Linked DNA regions of Homo sapiens: region 1 is linked to region 2. Evidence: chromatin contacts called from ENCODE Hi-C or POLR2A ChIA-PET data. All regions are on one chromosome and are shown on one strand. The core of a region is the stretch at or near the end of the contact, and the rest is flanking DNA. Distances in the headings are between cores, read along the strand shown.

The links. A loop is a pair of places that touch in the nucleus more often than their neighbours do. ChIA-PET counts read pairs that join two places held with the same protein, here RNA polymerase II (POLR2A). Pooled maps may share reads with other maps.
Region 1: a map of mammary epithelial cell shows a loop between it and region 2 (10-fold over the local background). The contact joins two enhancer-like sites. A Hi-C loop is called at or near these places in 1 of 168 maps with a recorded cell type or tissue (mammary epithelial cell) and 2 of 50 pooled maps. POLR2A ChIA-PET finds 5 or more read pairs at or near these places in 3 of 52 experiments (AG04450, HCT116 and HEK293).

What each region holds. Positions count from the first base shown.
Region 1 is chr1:224,850,012-224,854,213 of GRCh38, reverse strand. No RefSeq gene overlaps it. Among named protein-coding and RNA genes, the nearest start is that of DNAH14, 78 kb to the left of the region's middle. Within about 2 kb of position 2,318, at least 2 of the 41 ENCODE cell types and tissues checked have a DNase peak (open chromatin) inside an H3K27ac peak, as active enhancers do.
Region 2 is chr1:224,563,017-224,567,328 of GRCh38, reverse strand. It overlaps a transcript of CNIH3 not described here. Among named protein-coding and RNA genes, the nearest start is that of CNIH3-AS2, 51 kb to the left of the region's middle. Within about 2 kb of position 2,033, at least 4 of the 41 ENCODE cell types and tissues checked have a DNase peak (open chromatin) inside an H3K27ac peak, as active enhancers do.

The DNA of each region.
Region 1 (4,202 bases), core at 1,069-3,568, 290 kb before region 2:
AGGAAAAGGCCCTCCCTCCTCAGCCCCCATGGGTGGGGCAGCGGGTGGTGCACTGCATCCTGGCAGCCCTTTCCTGGCCTCTTGAACCCCTTGATGAAACCTTTGCCTTTTCTTACATATGTGCCAGGTGGCTGATGGGATAGGGGTCAAAGCTGGTTTCATAATTTTTGCATTTATAGTGCAGCACCTGTTGTTCTTGGCCCCCAGTGCTTTTGCTAAAGCCTTAAGAGGATACAAAAAGTTGTGTTTAACATCCTGTTTCACAAACGTGACACAAAAGAGACCTTTATAAAAATAAGCAACTCAAAGGAAGGGGACAATGAAGTGATCCATGAGAGGAAAGAAAGGCATTCATAATGCTGTTTATTGGGCTATACTTTGTGTCAGGCTGTACACTAGGTTCCATGCTCAGATCACATCACTTAATCCTCACATCAACCTGCATCCTCCTGCAGTTTTACAGATGAGAAAAATGAAGTTAATACTTTTCTCAAGAACACAGGGTGACTTTCTGAATCCAAAACCCATGCACTTAACAGAAGTTGAGAGGGAGGGTAACAGCTCTATAAAAGCCATTAAGAAGAGAGCCTTAGACCCATAGAGAAGGGCATGGGCCACACTGCTTTTGAGAGTGTGATTTGGAACCCTACTGATATGTTGCGGATTCTGTAACAGACCAACTTGGCATCTTAGAAAACTGTCACATCAAGTCTAAACTCTTCTGCCCAGTTATACCATTCTTGTCATTCCCAACTAACCAACATGGCCCCTCCACTGTCACCCAAACAGTTGCTTTTTTGGCCAAGAATGCCAAACTCCCCTTCTTTTCAATGCAGAGCTTTAGTGCATGACTTACCTCCAACCAGGAAAGTTCACAATGCTTCTTTGGCAATCTATGTTTGCCATTTTATTTCAAGACCCAACTCAGAACTCACATCTTGAGTTGGTTTTACCTGATTCGTCCCATTCTCAGCATTCATTCATTCATATCTGTCCCACTTTTATGGACCAGGAATGCAGATGGGAAAAGGGGACTTACGGCCTTGCAATTTTCTTTTACTACCACTAGATGGGGACCTTATAAGATGAAATGCTGACTCAGTTGTCCAAGAAAAATCAGGAAGCATAAATCAGGCTGACGCTTGGTTTCTAAACCAGTCAAGTAAGGCAGCAGGCAGTAACATACATACATACGTACACACGTACACACGTACATACGTACACACGTACACACGTACATACGTACACACGTATATACGTACATATGTATATTCAGAACTGAATAATTGAGTAGGGGAAATGCAACTTTGCAAGAAGCTGGGACTGCCTAGATTAGGTTTGTATTATATGATCTCATGTTCAGGATCCTAGCATGATTACTATATGTAGCATATGATTACTGAATTATACTACATCATTTTCCTCATGAAGAAACCAAGACCCAAAGATGCGAAGCGATTTATCAAAGGGTAAAAACTAAAATATTAATGTCATCTTGAAACTGTTCTATTCCATTTCACGATATCTATGGTGTATTGCAGGTAACTGTAGGTAACGGTAGGCCGGAATTTAAATTTTTGGATTCATTTGAATCTCCCACATCTCTGCAACGTTCCTAGGAATAGCCATATCAGCAGCCATGACAACCGGTTTTGAGCCCTGACTATGTGTTAAGCATCATTTTAGGTGACACATTACATAACTAAATTCACGTAGTCCTCAGAAAAGGACTGTATTATCATCATTTCTATTTTTAGATGAGAAAACAGAGGCTCAGAGATGTTAACAGGCACAGAGCTGGCAAGTGAAAGCACAAGGATTCAAACCCAGATGCAGTGGAGACCAAGGTGTGCTACTGCTGACTAGCCCCACCGTCTGTCCGTACCATGCTGGACAACCAGGGCACTCCAGAAAGCCTTCTTCATGGGCTTCTGGGCTCCCAGGGATGAGCTGGGGGTGGGTTGCCTTTTGTGCCCCTCACTGAATTGAGAGAACCCCCCTCTGCTCCTTTGCCTTCGGTGCCCTAGGCTGGACCCTTTCCTGTTTAAGCAACAGAGCAGTGGGAGCGGCCCTGCTGTGCGAGCCTCTCGAGCACAGTCTGCATTCAGTCATTTGTCATGGAAACAGTGTGGGAACGGAACAGGTGATGAGCCCTTCCATCAAAGGTGTATTCAGTACCTACTGTGGCCTCCAGATGCAGAAAGTCAAAGTAGTGCCTGCCTTCGGATCCCCCAGCCCCGTGGAGGAAACATAGAACACCTCATGGCAGTGAGCTGAGAGGACTCAGGAGGAGTGAGGGGCTGAAAGGCCAGGGCAGGGACGGGCTGAGCTGCTGCTTAGAGGGTGTCCCCGTGTTGCTACTGCCCTCCTAGCTCCTCTCCACTCCTTTGCTTTGGTCCCCAGCTAAGGGCCAGAGTGCACTTCTATCAACTTAGAATATAACAATAATCATTAAACACCATGTGGTGGCCTGAGAAGGAGTCTCAAAGTGTCTTGACCTGCCTTTTTTCCCGGGCTTGCCGAGCATGGATCCACATCACCAGCAGAGGGCACTATGCCAGAGCTGGCTCTGTTGAGGGCATCAGCAGAAAGTCCTCCAAGCTGGCACCTTGTGTTTATGCCCATTATAAAACACTGGACTTCAAGGCTCTTGTCCATAGCTCGCTTTGGGACAGTTAAACTAACAGTGCTTTACAGAGTTAGGCTGGCCTACCTTGGGAGGCACAGTCCCCACCCCCTTGTTTATTGGCAGCTGTCACTGACCAGCATAGGTCAGTACTGAGCACTCTGAGCAAGTTACCTTTTCTCATGCTCTCAGCCACCCTGGAGCAGGTGGGTCTGACTGTGGACACCTTGGAACGACCCCCATTCCAAGCCTGCACTGGATGGGCAGTGCTTAGGGCCTCACTTCTGTAACTACTGAAGGCTCAAACATTCCTTTTGGTCACCAACCCTTGTAGTGTGGTCAGGAAGAGAGATGCTGCGACCATCCCAGAGGAGCGGCCAAGGTCTGAGCTCTGAGATGCACTCCATGTCTCTACGCGCCGCTCCTCCAACAGCCACCTCAGGAGAGCATATCTTGGCAGGACAACCACAGTGACCTCTACCCTTGGTGCTAGGACCCAAGAGCTTCCCTTGCAGGAGCTGACATTAGACAGCACGAGGATGGTGCTTTCAGCCAACTTCTCAGCACCCACTCCTCCAAACACTGGGCTGCATGCTGGGGTGCAGAGGTGAAATGGCCTAGTCCCCATTCTGGAGCTCAGTCTGAGGTTGAAAAGGGTGACAACTCAATGAATTGAACATTTATTTGTGTGAATATTTGCTCATCAATCTAAAAGCCACAAACACTGACTATTTATTGTGCTCTGCCCCAGATTTGCTCTCAGCTTAACACAGTGTCTGCATGTAGATACCTCTCAATACATGGTCCCTGAACAAATAAATATCAAAACAAGGCAAAGGAGGTAGCACCCTCTGCTTATGTTCATACCACAGATTCACAACCAAAGAAAATGTGTTTTCTCTACCTTTAAGGCATTCAGGGCATTTAGAAGCAGAGTGTGAGGGCGCATGTGTGTGGTCTGATGGTCCGATGATGATGAAAGCTCCTGGCTCATTTCTCTTCACACCAATGGGATGCCTGTGGTTAGGGGGGCATCTTCCCCACTGGGAAAACCTACTACCCTCACAGCCAGATTACTGTTTCCAGTTCACCAAAGTGATCCAAATACAATATGGAAACTCTGTGTGTGCTTTTGAGCTTCAATGATACAGTAGGCAAAGACCCTTGCTACCTGGGCCCCATCTCAACCGTGTGTGTGGGTGCAATAACATGGTGACCCCTCAGTCGTCAGACACAGATTTCAAAAAGGCAGCCATCAGGTAAGATCTGTAGGTAAATGCTTCAGAGGAGAGCACCTTCAATCTAGCACCAGATGATAAGTGTAAAGATGGTATCATTCATTTTGGAAAATGACCATGTCAACAAGGAAGATGCTTTTTTTTTTTTTGAGACGGAGTCTTGCTCTGTCACCCAGGCTGGAGTGTAGTGGCGCGATCTCAGCTCAATGTAACCTCCGCCTGCCTGGTTCAAGTGATTCTCCTGACTCAGCCTCCTGAGTAGCTGGGATTACAGGGGTGCACCACCATACCCGCTAATTTTTGTATTTTTAGCAGAGACGGGGTTTCACCATGTTGGT
Region 2 (4,312 bases), core at 784-3,283:
GTGAACAGGCAACCTACAGAATGGGAGAAAATTTTTGCAATCTATCCATCTGACAAAGGGCTAATGTCCAGAATCTACAAAGAACTTAAACAAATTTACAAGAAAAAAACAAACAAACCCATCAAAAAGTGGGTAAAGGATATAAACAGGCACTTCTCAAAAGAAGACATTTATGCAGCCAACAAACATATGAAAAAATGCTCATCATCACTGGTCATTAGAGAAATGCAAATCAAAACCACAATGAGATACCATCTCATGCCAGTTAGAATGGCGATCATTACAAAGTCAGGAAACAACTGATGCTGGAGAGGATGTGGAGAAATAGGAACGCTTTTACACTGTTGGTGGGAGTGTAATTAGTTCAATCATTGTAGAAGACAGTGTGGCGATTCCTCAAGGATCTAGAACTAGAAATACCATTTGACCCAGCAATCCCATTACTGGGTATATACCCAAAGAATTATATATCATTCTACTGTAAAGACACATGCACATGTGTGTTTGTTGTGCCACTATTCACAATAGCAAAGACTTGGAATCAACCCAAATATCCATCAATAATAGACTAGATAGAGAAAATGTGGCACATATGCACCATGGAATACTATGCAGCCATAAAAAATGATGAGTTCATGTCCTTTGCATGGACATGGATGAAGCTGGAAACCATCATTCTCAGCGAACTATCACAGGAACAGAAAACCAAACACCACATGTTCTCACTCATAAGTGGGAGTTGAGGAAGAAGAGCATAGACACAGGGAAGGGAATATCACACACCAGGGTCTGTCAGGGGATGGGGGATAGGGGAGGGATAGCATTAGGAGAAATACCTAATGTAGATGACGGGTTGATGGGTGCAGCAAACCACCATGGCACATGTATACCTATGTAACAAAACTTCATGTTCTGCACATGTACCCCAGAACTTAAAGTATAATTTAAAAAAAAAAGAAGAAGAAATTAAACTCATGCTTAATCCTGAAAAAAAAAATAAAGGAAAGAAAACATCTGTGACACAAAAGAGCCCCAAACCAAAGAGAGTTGCAAGTAATGCTGACCTTTTAGTAATAAAGGCTCTGGCACTGGTCTCTCCAGTTTGGCTTTGCTTTATAACCAGGAGGCAACTGGAAAACAAACAAAACATACAAGGTTTTATCACTTCATTCAAACAGACTTCAGAGAAGTGGCATCCAGGTATACTATAGAGATAATCAAATTCTATTGTTTGTCTAAGAGTCCACTGAATTTCTAAGTTAATTAAAGCAATGGGGAGAGAATAAAAAAAAAAAAACAGAAAGCCAGGCAAGGACTGTGTTTTCACTGGTGCTCCAGAAGATTCAGCAAGAAACAAGGGAGAGGAGAAAGGGAAACGAGCTGGCCAGACCTTCTCAGTGTGAGGGAAGCAAAGAATCACCGAGATGGTCCATTCATCTGCTCAACCACTGAGCACCCAGTGTGCACCAAGCTCTGTGCTGGAAAAATAAACACATAATTCCCTACCTCATGGAGAATGTAGCTCAGTAGGGGAAAGTCAGAAGCAAGTTGGCAATATGTGGTGTACAGGAGAAGCAGGGGCTGCCACGGGAGCACACAGCACCAGGCCTGGGGGCTCAGAAAAGCCTCCCCACAGGAAGCAACAGTGAATCTCAGACTCTCCTGCAGAGTAAGACCAGTTGGCCTGACATAGTGCATAGTGGGCTGAGGGAGGGGAGTATGAAGCAAGAGGAGAAAGCCTCAATCTGGAGAACAGCAAGCGTAGGGCTCAGGGAGCAAGCATGGGGTACAGGAAAAGGACAACTAGGTCAGAAGGCCTGGAGCAAAGAATGCAAGCAGGGTGGTGTCGGGTTCGCCACCTCTAAATATTATGCTCTCCATGGCTTCAGGCCCGCTGGACAAACCCAGGCAATGAACAGCCTCAGACCTGGAGAGCAGAACTCCTGACTCATACAGCTCATCTATCTTTGCACAGTGCCTTGTGTTCTTGCAGTCACACTCTTGGTTGCAGACACAATGCCAGCCGGAAATATGGCTGTGACAGGACAGTGACTCAGAGTATACAGTTGGGCAATGAGAACTTAAACCATAACTATAAGACTTTTTGCAAGAAAAACCTATTAGACAGAGACATACACACACTCAGATCAGCTACCCTAGCAACTCCTCCATTATATATTAAGAGGAGACCTCAAGCATTGCAAAATCTATTTGGGGGAATGGGGACCAGTTTTATTGCCTGCCTGTTCTTGAGAAAACTTGTGATAAATGGAATCAACTGAACCTTTTTTATTTTCAAATCTGCTCACACATAGCCTTAGGGTCATTTGTGATGTGAGACTGAAGGGGACTGGGATGCAGTGGATGACAGCTGCCCACCATCTGTCTGGTCCTAAACCATCCACCTTCCCACTGTAACTGCTCAGGCCCTCCTAGCCAGAGGCCTGTCAGGAGCCAATTGAGCTGTATCTATCCAGGTATCGTTACACATTTGTTTCAGTTGTGATTATTCTTTCTGGCAGACAAAGCCATCCTTGTGGAAGGTAGAGCAGGACAATCCCACCCAGGCACATGAACCAGGCAGCTGGCAGAGTGCATTGAGGTGGCTCTGCCATCTGCTGCTCAGAAGGAAGGGCCTGAGGCTCACACATGCCTCCAAAGCATGTAAACCCCAGACTTCACCAAACCAAGTGGTAACACCTCCATCCAAGTATCGTCAGCCCTTCTGGTCACATGGATGCATTGTGTGATTTCTCATCCTCTTCAAGTTTTAACCCTTGTCATTCACTTTGACCTGATAAAAATGCTGGGTTGCCAGTGGGAGGGGTTGAGAATAGGAAGCAAAGAGACTTCATAGTACGATTTGTCTTGCACTGGAGACAAATCAAGCCCTGGGATGGCCTTAGCCTCTTCTGTCCAGAGACGGTCCTGCTGAAAATAATAGATTTTATTCCTCAAAAAATTCATGTCATGGTTAGAGCTAAATCATTCTCCATTTTCGTCATTTTAGAAAACCAGAGATATAGTTCAAACTGGTAGTGACACCTTCTTCTACCACTCTGTGCCACCAGTGCCTAGCACACAAGCAGGTATTTATAAACAGTTATTGATACTATGTGATGAATTACTAGCACACAAGCCTGCTTATTTAGAAAAGGAAATTCTACAAAATCAAAGATCTAGAAGCACAGGTATGGACTATCCAGTAGAGAGTACACTTCAATATGTGGCTGCTCAAGAAGCCACTTATCAAATCAAACATAAGTGTGACTCTCATCACATGGGTCTTTTCAAAGTGGGGACCTATTCCTTTCCAGGATCTCACCTATTAGAAAAATGTATATTCACCCTATAGATTTTGTTTAAGATTCTGTCCTCTCTGTGGGGAGATATTTGGAGTTGTCACTCAGCAGCAGAGATCTGGAGGGACCAGATGGCTGGTAAAACAGGAGGCTATTCTCAATCCAGGGCCAACAGGAAAGCTGGAAGACAGAGCCCAAATTTAGTTTGAAACCTGATGCCCAACAGTATAAAATTAGAAATTCCTTTGAACCATCTGGTTCTTTTAAATAAATACCTGTTTGTCCAATCCTAGAATGGAAGGAGCTTCAAAGTCTAGCTCCCTTCCCTAAGACACAACATCTGTCCCATCCGTACTGAACAGCAGCCACGGGAGATACTTAATACTGGCTAGCTGACAGAGCCTAGGCTAATGGATGCCAATCTTAAGTACTCTAAAGTTCTTCAGAATCTTTCTAATTCCAATATCTCTTTCACTCTTCTCTTCCAACCACCAAATCCCCTCTTCTCACTCTCCCTGAGGCTAGAATACACACACACACACACACACACACACACACACACACACCCCGTCTAAAATATTTCAATGTAGTATTGTCCTTCTTCTGCCAACCCACCCATAACGATCATTCCTTCTCTACATTGCTCTACTTTCTATTGTCCTTCTCTCCCCTTCTCTGACAGTGATACGATTTATCCATAACCCCCCAAAAATCAACACTTCACACCCTTGTGAGGTGACTGTCTTAGTTCATTTTGTGTTGCTATAAAGGAATACCTGAGACTGGGTAATTTATAAAAAGAAGAGGTGTATTTGGCTTATGGTTCTGCAGCCTGTACAAGAAGCATGACCACATTTTACTGCTGGACATTTGCTTTGTATTAATAATAGTGAGTAATGATGCTATGAACATTCTTGGGCATGGCTTTTCATGTGTATATCCTATATTATGTAAAACCACTTCTAGGCACTTCCATACCTAGGAGTGGAATTTCCAGGTCACAGGATGAG